2 separate regions of the Homo sapiens genome follow, and region 2 is linked to region 1. A link is a contact called in ENCODE Hi-C or POLR2A ChIA-PET data. All regions are on one chromosome and are shown on one strand. The core of a region is the stretch at or near the end of the contact, and the rest is flanking DNA. Distances in the headings are between cores, read along the strand shown.

The links. Hi-C counts contacts between places; a loop is a spot of excess contacts on that map. ChIA-PET counts read pairs that join two places held with the same protein, here RNA polymerase II (POLR2A). Pooled maps may share reads with other maps.
Region 2: a loop to region 1 is called in a pooled map, with 1.8 times the contacts of the local background. The contact joins two enhancer-like sites. A Hi-C loop is called at or near these places in 1 of 168 maps with a recorded cell type or tissue (PC-9) and 5 of 50 pooled maps. POLR2A ChIA-PET finds 5 or more read pairs at or near these places in 1 of 52 experiments (MCF 10A).

Annotation. Positions count from the first base shown.
Region 1 is chr5:148,909,936-148,915,365 of GRCh38, reverse strand. No RefSeq gene overlaps it. Among named protein-coding and RNA genes, the nearest start is that of ADRB2, 86 kb to the right of the region's middle. RefSeq lists an enhancer at 4,029-5,228. Within about 2 kb of position 1,310, at least 8 of the 41 ENCODE cell types and tissues checked have a DNase peak (open chromatin) inside an H3K27ac peak, as active enhancers do.
Region 2 is chr5:148,787,732-148,792,812 of GRCh38, reverse strand. No RefSeq gene overlaps it. Among named protein-coding and RNA genes, the nearest start is that of ADRB2, 36 kb to the left of the region's middle. Within about 2 kb of position 2,257, at least 3 of the 41 ENCODE cell types and tissues checked have a DNase peak (open chromatin) inside an H3K27ac peak, as active enhancers do.

The DNA.
Region 1 (5,430 bases), core at 61-2,560:
GACCTCGGACAAGTCCCTTCCTCTTCCTGGGCCTTAGTTCCTGCAGCTGAGAGGTATGGAGTTTCGTCAAAACATGTCTGAGCCTCTGCCCAGCACTGACAATCTGGGGCTCCAGAATCTGTCGTCCAGCCAGGCCAGTGACCTAGGTGGGAAGGGCAGTGAGAACGTAGCCACTGTTTGGAATTCACAGGCTTGTTTGGTGGGACAACTCCTAATAGATTTGATTGGGGATCAGAGCAACCTATTTCTCCGAACCTCTGGTGAGAACTGATTCAGGCCTGCCACTCCTCGGTCAGGGCTGCAGAGGCATGTAAAATGCACTTGTCAGAGAGCATTGGCTCAGAAGCCTGACACTTCCACCATCTGAATACCAAACAAGACAAAAATTGCACAAGAGATGGGGCCCAGATGATCCGCTGATCAAATCAGTATTTCAACTCTGGTGTCCTCAGGATTTCTTATGTGAGGGAACACCCTCCTCTGCCATTTCAAAAGACTTAATACATTTTTATCCCTGAGTGATTTTGTCCTCAAGAGGACCTATGGGAGGGACCATGTGGATTTTGAAAGCTTAGTGCTGAACTAATTCTGTGCCCTAATGATTATGAAAGCCTGTGTAAATAGGGAGGCAGTGGCAGGGAGCCTGGGGCTGGAAGTCAGGAGGCTTGAATTCCAGTTCTGGCTTTGCCACTCTCTGGCTGTGCAGCTTTAAGAAAATTGCTTCACCTCTCTGGGCCTCAGTGTTCTCATACAGCAGCATCTCTCTACGGTCTCTAAGACAGAAACCTCTCATCTTGGTGGTAGAATGGGGCCAGATATACCTCTGTGTGTGTGTGTGTGTGTGTGTGTGTGTGTGTGTGTGTGTGTGTTAGCCCAATTCTCCCCTTGTGTGGAGACATAGCTCTTATGGAGGTTACATTCCTTCCCCAAGTTCCTCTTCTTTGAAGGCCTTTGGGACGCATCCAAGAGAGTAGGTGAACTCATGGATGCTTAAGGATTGGAAGGGGCTTTGAGGATAATTACCCAGCTATTGCAAGAATGCCTCTCACCCCAATTATCTGGTGGGAGGTGCTTGGCATGTTTGAGAACCAGCATTCCATGAAAGTTAAGAGCCCCAGCTCTGGAGTTATTCAGTCTTTGTTTTATATCCCAGCCTTGCCAGTCATTTCAGTTCGTCATTCAGCAAGTATTTATCAAGTGCCTATTTCCTGCCAAGCACTTAGATAAGCTATTTTGCATATATTATCACACTTAGTCCTCACAACCCTATGAAACAGGTAGAGGTTTTATCTCCATGTCACAGATGAGGAAACTGAAACTCAGAGAGGTGATGTGACTTATTGCTAGCAAGAGGCAAACCTGAGGTTTGAATCCAGGTCTATTGACACCAGCGCTATAGCTCTCAGCCACTATGCTGTACTGTCTCCAAGACCTTATCTTCTTAATGTAAACATCTATGATGTAGACATTATTGTATCTATTTTAAAACTAGATACTGACGGTCAGAATTTAAGTAGCATCATTTGGTCAAAGTCAATGAAAGCAGGGCCAGGACTCAGCTGGGGGCTACTCAACCCCCACGTCGGTGTCTCTGACTGCTGTGTGCAATGCCTCTACCTCAGCCTTTTGGAAAAACCTCCGTGCATTTGCCAGTCTACGTTACAGACTAAGCAGCATGCCTGCTTCTGAAGGAAGGACATGGACCATGCAATGGGAAGAGCCCTGAAGTCTGCATGATGCCAACATCTCAGCTGCTGGTCCTGTCTGCTCCTTACCAGGCACAAGGCCTGAGGCATTTCCAGCCTCTGCGCTTTACCAGCCTTGCTTTCCTCACAAGGATATTTATTGTACCAGTCAATTGAGGGCCTAGCTATGAAAGGACTTTATAAATTAGAAGGTGATGAAAGTGAAATTATTATTGTTGTAGTCCCACTTCTCTGTTTTTCTCCATCAAACTGGACAATAAATTGCATGTTGCCTTCGGGAATCTTGAAATGCATCATCTAGTAGCCTGAGCCCCATGATCCCAGGATGAAGCAGCATGAGGCAGGCTATCCTCTCTCACAGCCGGCACTCCTGCCTGACTCATTCAGGGATGCCACATTCCGGGATGTGAGGCATTACAATGGCTGCCACTGTGACGTGTAGTCATCCCAGAAAGGCTGGGATGTAACATTCCTGAACAGATTCAGGCATGAGAAGAGAGAGGAGAGAAAATTTGTAAACAGGCAGCCTGGGGCTTAGGAGAGGCAGGAGAAGTTGCTCATTTTCTGTGCTCTTGTTTTGAAAGTCTTTGGAGGTGTAGCTGTCCGTCCATCAGGCTGATCTTATCATCCTTCGGGAAGCATGCATCTCCAGATGCGTGGGACTCCTCACACCAGGGCCTTGCACTCTCGGACCACCGGTTCCAGGAGGGCTGGGTCAGAAATCATTTGCTCACTTCACTACTCACTCCTCTAAGGAGTGAGAGGATAGGAAAACCAGAGGTGCCATCTGCAGGTGGATGGAGGAGCTCCAGGTGATTTGTCCCTGAGTTTTTCCAGTTAAGCATTTGCTCTCTCCCCTCTCACCCTGTTGTGCTAAGGGTGGCACAGAAAAAGAATTTTATTTATTTTGGGTCTTTGTTTGTACCTGTTTGCAGCCCAAGGAAAAGAGAGAGGCAAACTCTCTGGTTCAGGCTTCGGTGAGAGCCTTCTTTTACTCAAAGAGACTGTGGAGGCTGCCAGAGAGCAAGTCAAGGAGTTGGGAGGTGCAGCCTGCCTTGAGCAGGGCAGCAGGGACTTGTGGGATGAGCTATGGCTCCGTTAGGACCCTCCTCACCTGGAAACAGGACTGTGGGAGACATTGCCATCCCTCCTATCTAACAATTCGATGTTAGAAAACTCCCTGCTTTGGGTAGTACCAAGAAATTAGTTGTAATTATGGAAATGAAGAAGGTGGCACTGAAAGAAAGCACCACCAGGGGAAAGGGCCCTGCAGGTGGAGGTGGAGACCTGGGCTCCAGGTGTAGCCTTGCCACAGGCTCTGTGTGAATGTGAGCCCTCTCTGGGGCTGTATTTATGAAAAAGGGGGTTGGGCAATGATCTCTAAGGTCCCTTCCAACTAGGCCAGTTTATGCAAGACTTTCCTTGATTTCAGTACTGAAAGTTTTGTGTCCAGAAATCCTTGCTTCCAATAGAAAGCTTCCCTTTCTGGTTGTTCTAGTAACTTCCCTCTGGGATCTCAATCCCTTTTCTCTCTGTATTGCAGAAGCCTTTTCTCTGGATTAGGAAATCATTGTGATAACTCCTGCTAAATGGTGGTGGGTAGGGGTGATACTCAAAACATGAACATCCTCTACGGTAAGGGCACAAACCCATCAGAATGAACCAGGCCATAAACCCCAGACCATTCTTGGAGTGCTGTCCACTCCCCGTCCCCGGGGTGGGCAACCCCACATTGAAACTGGGCTTCTATCTCCAGGTCTATGACAATTCCACCTGTTTCTATTCCACCTCTTCAGTCAGTGATGTGAAGTCATGTCAATCACTTCAGCGCCAGTGGAACTGAAGGATTTTCCAGCTTCTCTTTTACTGCTTGCTCTCAGATTAAAGGTGGTGACTTCCCCTTCACTGGTCAGTTCCAGCCTCAGTCCAGTTTCCTAAGGTTTTTTAGGGTGAGACTGCTCTGAGTGATGCTGTCCAAATCCAGACAATAGTGTCTTTGCGGATGGGCTTCACGTCTCTGGGATTCAAGTCTGTTTGTGCCCCACCATCCTTGGTGTGCTGCCAGATGAGTCTTTCCAAAACAGTGTTTTGTCAGCCTCCTGTACCTGTTCTGAAATCTTTCTAAGCACATTTCCTCAGCCCTCTCACCCACTGTGGACAAACAGGACCACATATTCATAATCATGACCCACTTGTCTTTGGCTTCTGCCTCTGTTTGCTTACATGGGATCTTGGTCTCTTCCAATTGTGTTTTTATTCAGAGAGCAGCTGCTAAACTGTCTGGAATGACAGAAGTTCAGTTTCAAATAATAGTTAACATACGTGTATCACAGGGTGGAGAAAAGCAGAGTCCGTGTGACCTCTGGCTCCCATTCACCTCCACACCAGCTGAGCCCATTTCACATGACCTTTCTGCCTGTGTTTGTCTGTCCTTCAATGTGCTCCATCCTCACTTGTTTATGTTGCTTCCTGAGCACAGTGACTTGCATCAGGCACTGTGCTAAAGGTTGGTGAAATGCAAGCTGGATCCAACCCCTATGGTGAACCTGCATTGTGGGAGGGCAGATGGACATATAAGCAGCTGCTTCGTGATGGGACATGTGTGCTGTAATACATTTGAGTGTCATGGCCACATACAGCGGGGCCTGGCTCCTTCTGCAGTGATATCAAGGCTGGGCCTGGGTGAGGAGGAGTCATAGTTAGAGAATGGGTGGGAGGAAGCTCGCATGCCAGGCACGGGGAAATGGCATGCACAAAGGCACCCCTCTGTTTGTCTCCCTTTGTCTTCCACTGTGGGTGGTGCTGTGGGCGGCAGTGGGTCAGGGATTGCTGGGCAGGAGGCCAAGGCAGGCAGAGTCAGCCCTCAGGAACCACCAGGTCAGGGAGCACTGGCACGCCCAAGAACCCACTTCCTATTTCCCAGAGCAGATGGAGGCCATAGACTCAAGTTTTTCTCCCCATTTTCCCCCTCATTCCTCAGAATACCTGCTCCTTCCTGTGTCACAGGCCAGCTCTGACTTGGTCTCCATCCCCCAGGCCCCTGACAAGTCACCAGTCATTGTTGACCCTTCCTTTCCTCATCTTCTGCCTTCCATTTCCTCCTTTCCACAGCTTCTACTATGGTTCAAATCCCGGTCACCCATCTCCCACCTGGTTGGTTGCATCAACCTCCTCATCAGTCTCCAGGATTCAAGTCTGTTTGTGCCCCACCAGCCTTGGTGTGTGCTGCCAGATGAGTCTTTCCAAAACAGCGTTTTGTCAGCCTCCTGTACCTGTTCTGAAATATTTGTAAGCACATTTCCTCAGCCCTCACCACGCACTGTGGACAAACAGGACCGCATATTCATAATCATGACCCACTTGTCTCTGACTTCTGCCTCTGTTTGCTTACATGGGACCTTGGTCTCTTCCAGAGTGCACCCCAAGTAGTTCCAGGAACCCCCAGGGCAGTGTTGCTGAAAGTGGCTCTGTGCACCAGCGCCAATCTGTGCACGTTGCTATGATCTGCGATGACATTAGCACATACATGGAGAATAAGTTGAACTTTCATTTCTGTGACCTCTAGCAGATGGGATTTTTTTTTTTTTTTTTTTTAGTTTTACAAAACAAATAAACAAACAAGCAACAGAAACAAAAGACACCTGGCCCTTCACAGATCATTTGAGCCCTGCCCTAGGGTGTGTCATACCCAATCAAGTCTGGCTCCTCCATGCACTCCTGCCTC
Region 2 (5,081 bases), core at 1,008-3,507, 120 kb after region 1:
AGGAAGGAGGTTTCATGTCTCATACCTCAGGATGCATGTGGCTGTTTCTTCGGCTGCACATGGCTGTTTCCTGGGTGGATAACACTCTGCTTTGGGGCCTGCTGAGGGTGCAGTGAGTTGTGGTGTTCTGGAAAAGTGTGCACCGTAGGTTCCTGAAAGTCAGGCCAGGCCTAGGTTCAAAGCTCAGCTTCTCCTCTCATTAGCTGTGGAGCAGCACCTACTTCAGAAGAAATTTGTTAGAATTATATACGATTTCTAACATAGGCTGCCACAACTTACCTAGCATATATATTATAGCTTCACCATGTAAATGGCTATACCAAATACATTTTTAGAAAAGACTCAAATCATGGCTATTGGTTATTGATTTGAAAAGAATTGTGTTCTAAAAAACTCTATATAAACTATAAAGCTGTAGGCATTAAGTAGATATATATCACTATTATTTCTTGTTATGAGGCAAGTAATGGTTTTATACTAGACCCAGTTCATTGGGTTAGCATTTTGCTTGTCCTTTCGGCATGTCTCTGATTCTTTTTTCACTGAATGACACTTAGCAGTTTACACAAAGTGCTTTTCACTTATATTATCTCACTTCGTCCTTAGAGCAAACCTATCAGGTAGATGCTCTAATTATCCCCATATTACAAATGAAGAAGACCGAGGCTACTACACAGAAAATGGTTGCCTCCAGGCCACGTGGGATTTATGCTTCTGAAATCTGTTGGTTTTTGTTGTTGTTGTTTATCTGACAAATCCCCTGCCAACCCTCCACAGAACTGTTGTGGTGATTAAATCACAGAGGTCGCTGTGCCTTTGAGGTAGGAGACTGGAAGCTTGCCTCTGCTGTATCACCTTGGCCATGTGAAAAATGCCACAGTGGGGTGTGGGTTTGGGAACCAAGGGTATGGAGCAGAGGAAACCAAGACAACTTGGCTTGAATCCCGGCTCTGCCAACTCAGACAAGTCACCTAACCTCTCCCAAACTTCATTTCCAGTCACTTACCATCTCTGATTCTTAGCTTCTAGATACATTGAATAATTGTCTTTACCAGTGGGGTTGTTATGAGGATATAAGAGGATAGTATGTCTGGCATTGATCCTAGTTTAATGTATACTGAATTAATTACATATTACATTGCCTTTTATTTCATAGTACCTACCACTGATGGATAAACCACCTATTTGTCTTTTATGCAAGGGGATCCCCTCTCATTCAGCTTGTTGATAGATGTAGTGAAACCTCCTTAAGTCATGAGGAGCTTAGTCTAGTGGTTAGAGAGCAGAACTGAGTCACAAAGTCTATTTCCCAAAATGAGTCACTTTGTAGCTAGCATTTTGCTTTAGTAAGAGTCAGAGATGGAAAAAGGGGGACACATTGGTGGGGTAGGGCTGTGGATGTGGGTGGGGGATGGGACCCCTCCTTCCTGTGGTGAGCAGCTCTGGAGTCTGGCTTGACCACCTCTCTTCCTTCAAGACCAGGTGGCGTTTCACTGGATGAATTATTTCAGTTTATCATTGCTCCTGATGTTTACATGTTTCCAGTTTCTTTTTACTACTCCAAGAATCTACTTTTGGAAACACCAGTCATACTTGCTGTGTGACCTTAGCCAGGTCTCTTCCCTCTCTGGTCCTCATTCTAATAATCTACTAAGTGGTGGGATTGTGTCTGGTGTCTCTAAAGTTCATTTCACTTTGGCGTTCAGACCTCCTAGGATGGAGGTTAGAGTTCTAGGTGTGTTCTCGTGTGCCAAGGAGAAAGAATGACCCACTCATTGCACCCATCATTTCCTGGATCCTGACACATCATCCTGTAATTTCAGACTGGCTCCTAGGGCACCTCATGCCAGCTGGTTATTTTCCATCCCACCTATAGTGCTGCCATCCTCTAAGCACAAGAAAAATGGTGCTGGCACTGGAGAGGGTTAGCATTTTTAAAGGAGCCCAAATAGCCTTAGGGCCACTTGTTTCTTCAAGGCCCCAGGTGACAGTTCAAGAGCAAGTGAGATGGTCTTAACTTCACACAAAACCATTTATCAGGGAGTCACTTCCCATTTATGGCTGGTTGTTTTGGTTACCAAACAGACGGACATACATGGAATTATATTTCTCTCTCTCTCTCGTGTTTTTAATACTGAGGTGGGGCCATTGTGGGATTAGCTTAGAGCCATGAGTCATTGGGTGCAGGGCATGTTTCTATTTGTCGTAGCATTTTATTATTATTATTGAAGCATCTATAACCGCGTGGGAACTGGAGCCCAGCTTGACCACCTCTCTTCCTTCAGATGGCCTCTATGTTCCTACATATGTCATAAGCAGCGTGAGCAACAGCTACACACTCATTCGATAATGGAGGACATGCCAGTTGAAGTTGGGTCCAGAATTCTTCATACCTGACTAGCCTGTGGGCATATAATGGTTAAAATTACTGGAGAAATTTCAATGAAGAGGGGGAAGAAAAAGAGAGAGAGCACTGATTTGGGAATCAGGAGTTTAAGCTTGATTAGTAAGCATTACATAAATTTGGGTCAATGATTTTACCCCTTTAGGAGAGTAGGGTGATTGGGGCAAAAAAAGGAAATAAAGTTTGTCTAGTTTTCCAGACCAATTAATTGGTAGTAGCTGTCTGATGCGGTGTGCTGAGAATTATGGAACATCATTTGGATCCTTGGGAAGAAGATCCTTGGAAAATGAGCAGCATTGAAGCTCTGTGAGAAGAATCTTGAGTCCCATAGTAATGTCTGCCAAGGACTCTGGCGGAGGAGAGACATAAAGGGAGTGGGGAGTGTTTGCCATTCTGGCACTAGATGATCTTCAAAGTCCCATACAGATCCAAACATTTCATGGTTAGAAATTAAAGAAAATAAACTTGCTCAAATTTGTTACCACTTCAATTTTTCTCGTTGGAACTTTGTTACCAGAGCATATAATTTTCAGACCTAGCTTCATTACTGGCAAAGGGAATATCTCTGGAACTTTTGTTATGTGCACCACAGATATTAGCGCTGCTTAAAAGTTCTAAGTAAGAACTATAAGAACTCCAAGTCGTCATAAAAGAGATGTCTTCTACAATTGTTAGGGGGCTGAACATAGGATGGTTGAACAGTTTGTGCAGTTTTGGAAAAATTGTGTTCCATGTAACTTACTGTTTTTATACTATAAACTGCAAAAACAACCTCCCACCTCCTCGTCCCTTCAGCTTCTTCCAGATCTGTGCTCATATTTGGTGCATGTGTTTAAAAGGCTAAGAAATACTGCCAGCCATAAAGTGTAGGCAGTTCTTCAAGGAGAGTAAATGATGTTTGGATGCAGGGAGAGGTAGCTGGCTCAACAGAAGGAAATGTAGGAGTCTTTGTTGAACACAGTCTCCAATAAACCAACAGGATTTTGGGGCTTCTAAAAAGCTCATCTAATGTTCAGCTAAATTAAGAAGTTCCATGAGTGTAAAATCCCCCCATACTCTAGTCTAGCGGGTCCAGCCTTGGACAATTATATTCAGGCCTGAGCATCACATTATCAGGATGGTGAGCTATTTAGAACTATGTATAGTTATGCACAATTGGAAGATTTAAGAGAGTCAGGATTCCATATGGGTGTCTCTCATTTCTATTGTCTCTGTTCAGCCCTGTTTCCTCCTTCAGCAGATGGGTTTCTTCCATAATGACATAGGTTAGGTTCCCTGGGAAAACAAACTCTCCGATGGAGATCTGTGTGGACACCAGCTCTGAGAGAATGAAGGAAGCAAGAGGGGAAAGAGGGAGAAGTTGGGCTACAGTGCCTTCACAACAATTGCCTCATCCAATCCCATGGGGATCTCTGGAGCTGCGATAGCTCTTCAAGATTTTCCCAAATTTAAACAGAGGTATCAGGTCTTTATACCTCTATATTAACCAATTATTGGATGTGGCTGGCTGGGAAACCAAGGGAAAGGCAGCTTCCTTGTGCAGAGAAAGATTCAGCTGTGAGTCGTACTAGTGGCATTTGCGGTAGTCAGTGTCAATGCATCAGTCCTGATCTGGTGGCATATCTAGAGGCCCATCATGGGACCCACTACGATGAAGATATGACCACTAGTGGCCGTAGATTTACATTTGTCTAGCTCTATTACTTCAAAAAGAAAAGATTCTATATTCCAGCTTTAATCTTTAAAAGTCGTGGAGGAGTGCTCTGATTGAATCAGCTTGGGTCAAAAACTCTAGCCAGAAGTTAAGGAATTATGATTGAATGACTTTGAATCTTGTTGACTCTTATGGCAAGGTGGATGAAGCTGGGTAACAGAAAAGAGGTGAAGCTCTATGGTGAGGGGGCAGCCACCCAGGTGTAAACGCCCTCATCTGTCCTGGGAATGAGGGAGGTCACTGGGACTAAGTAGCATAAGAGGGCAGAAAGAGCTAGCTCAGCTCCATGGACAGGGTGTTCTCTCTTAGTAATTACAAATGCCTTCTGTTGGGGAGAAGCTCCCATAATAAGAAACATTTCAGCAGAGGTCATATGTTTCCTTCTTTCCAGTCTTCTTTAGAAAAGTTTCCCTTATTTGGATTACATCAGAATTAAATGAGAAGCTTTAAACTGATACCGATCATTGGGCTCCATTACTAGAGATGCCGATTCGATAGGTCTGGTGTGCGGCCCAGGACTCAATGTTTTAAAGACTCCTCATTTGACTTTTATATGCTGTTATGTTTGGAAACACTAGCCTATGGAGCCAATATTTTACCAAAGCTGCTCTGCTTGAATTGCTCATGCATTTGGAGCTCCAGGGGGAGTGTGGGAGGAGAGACAAAGGAATTGTGCTTACTTTCCCACCTTGTCACCCCTTATCCCAAAGGTGATCCCTGAGTCATCTCTGTAGAACAGAATTGAAGATTACTAGTCTAGATTTCCAGATTATCTTTCAACTACAAAAACTTATTGATACCGTGGATATTCCAGGTAAAATAAAGCAATAAATTTATGCATTATTCTTTGCTGTTTCAGACATCTGCTGGCATTTCTGAACTGGGATTTATTTGGTGAAAAGAAGAGGTTTATTAAACTTGTCTTTTATTTATAAATGCTTTCTCAGTTCAGCATAGGGACAT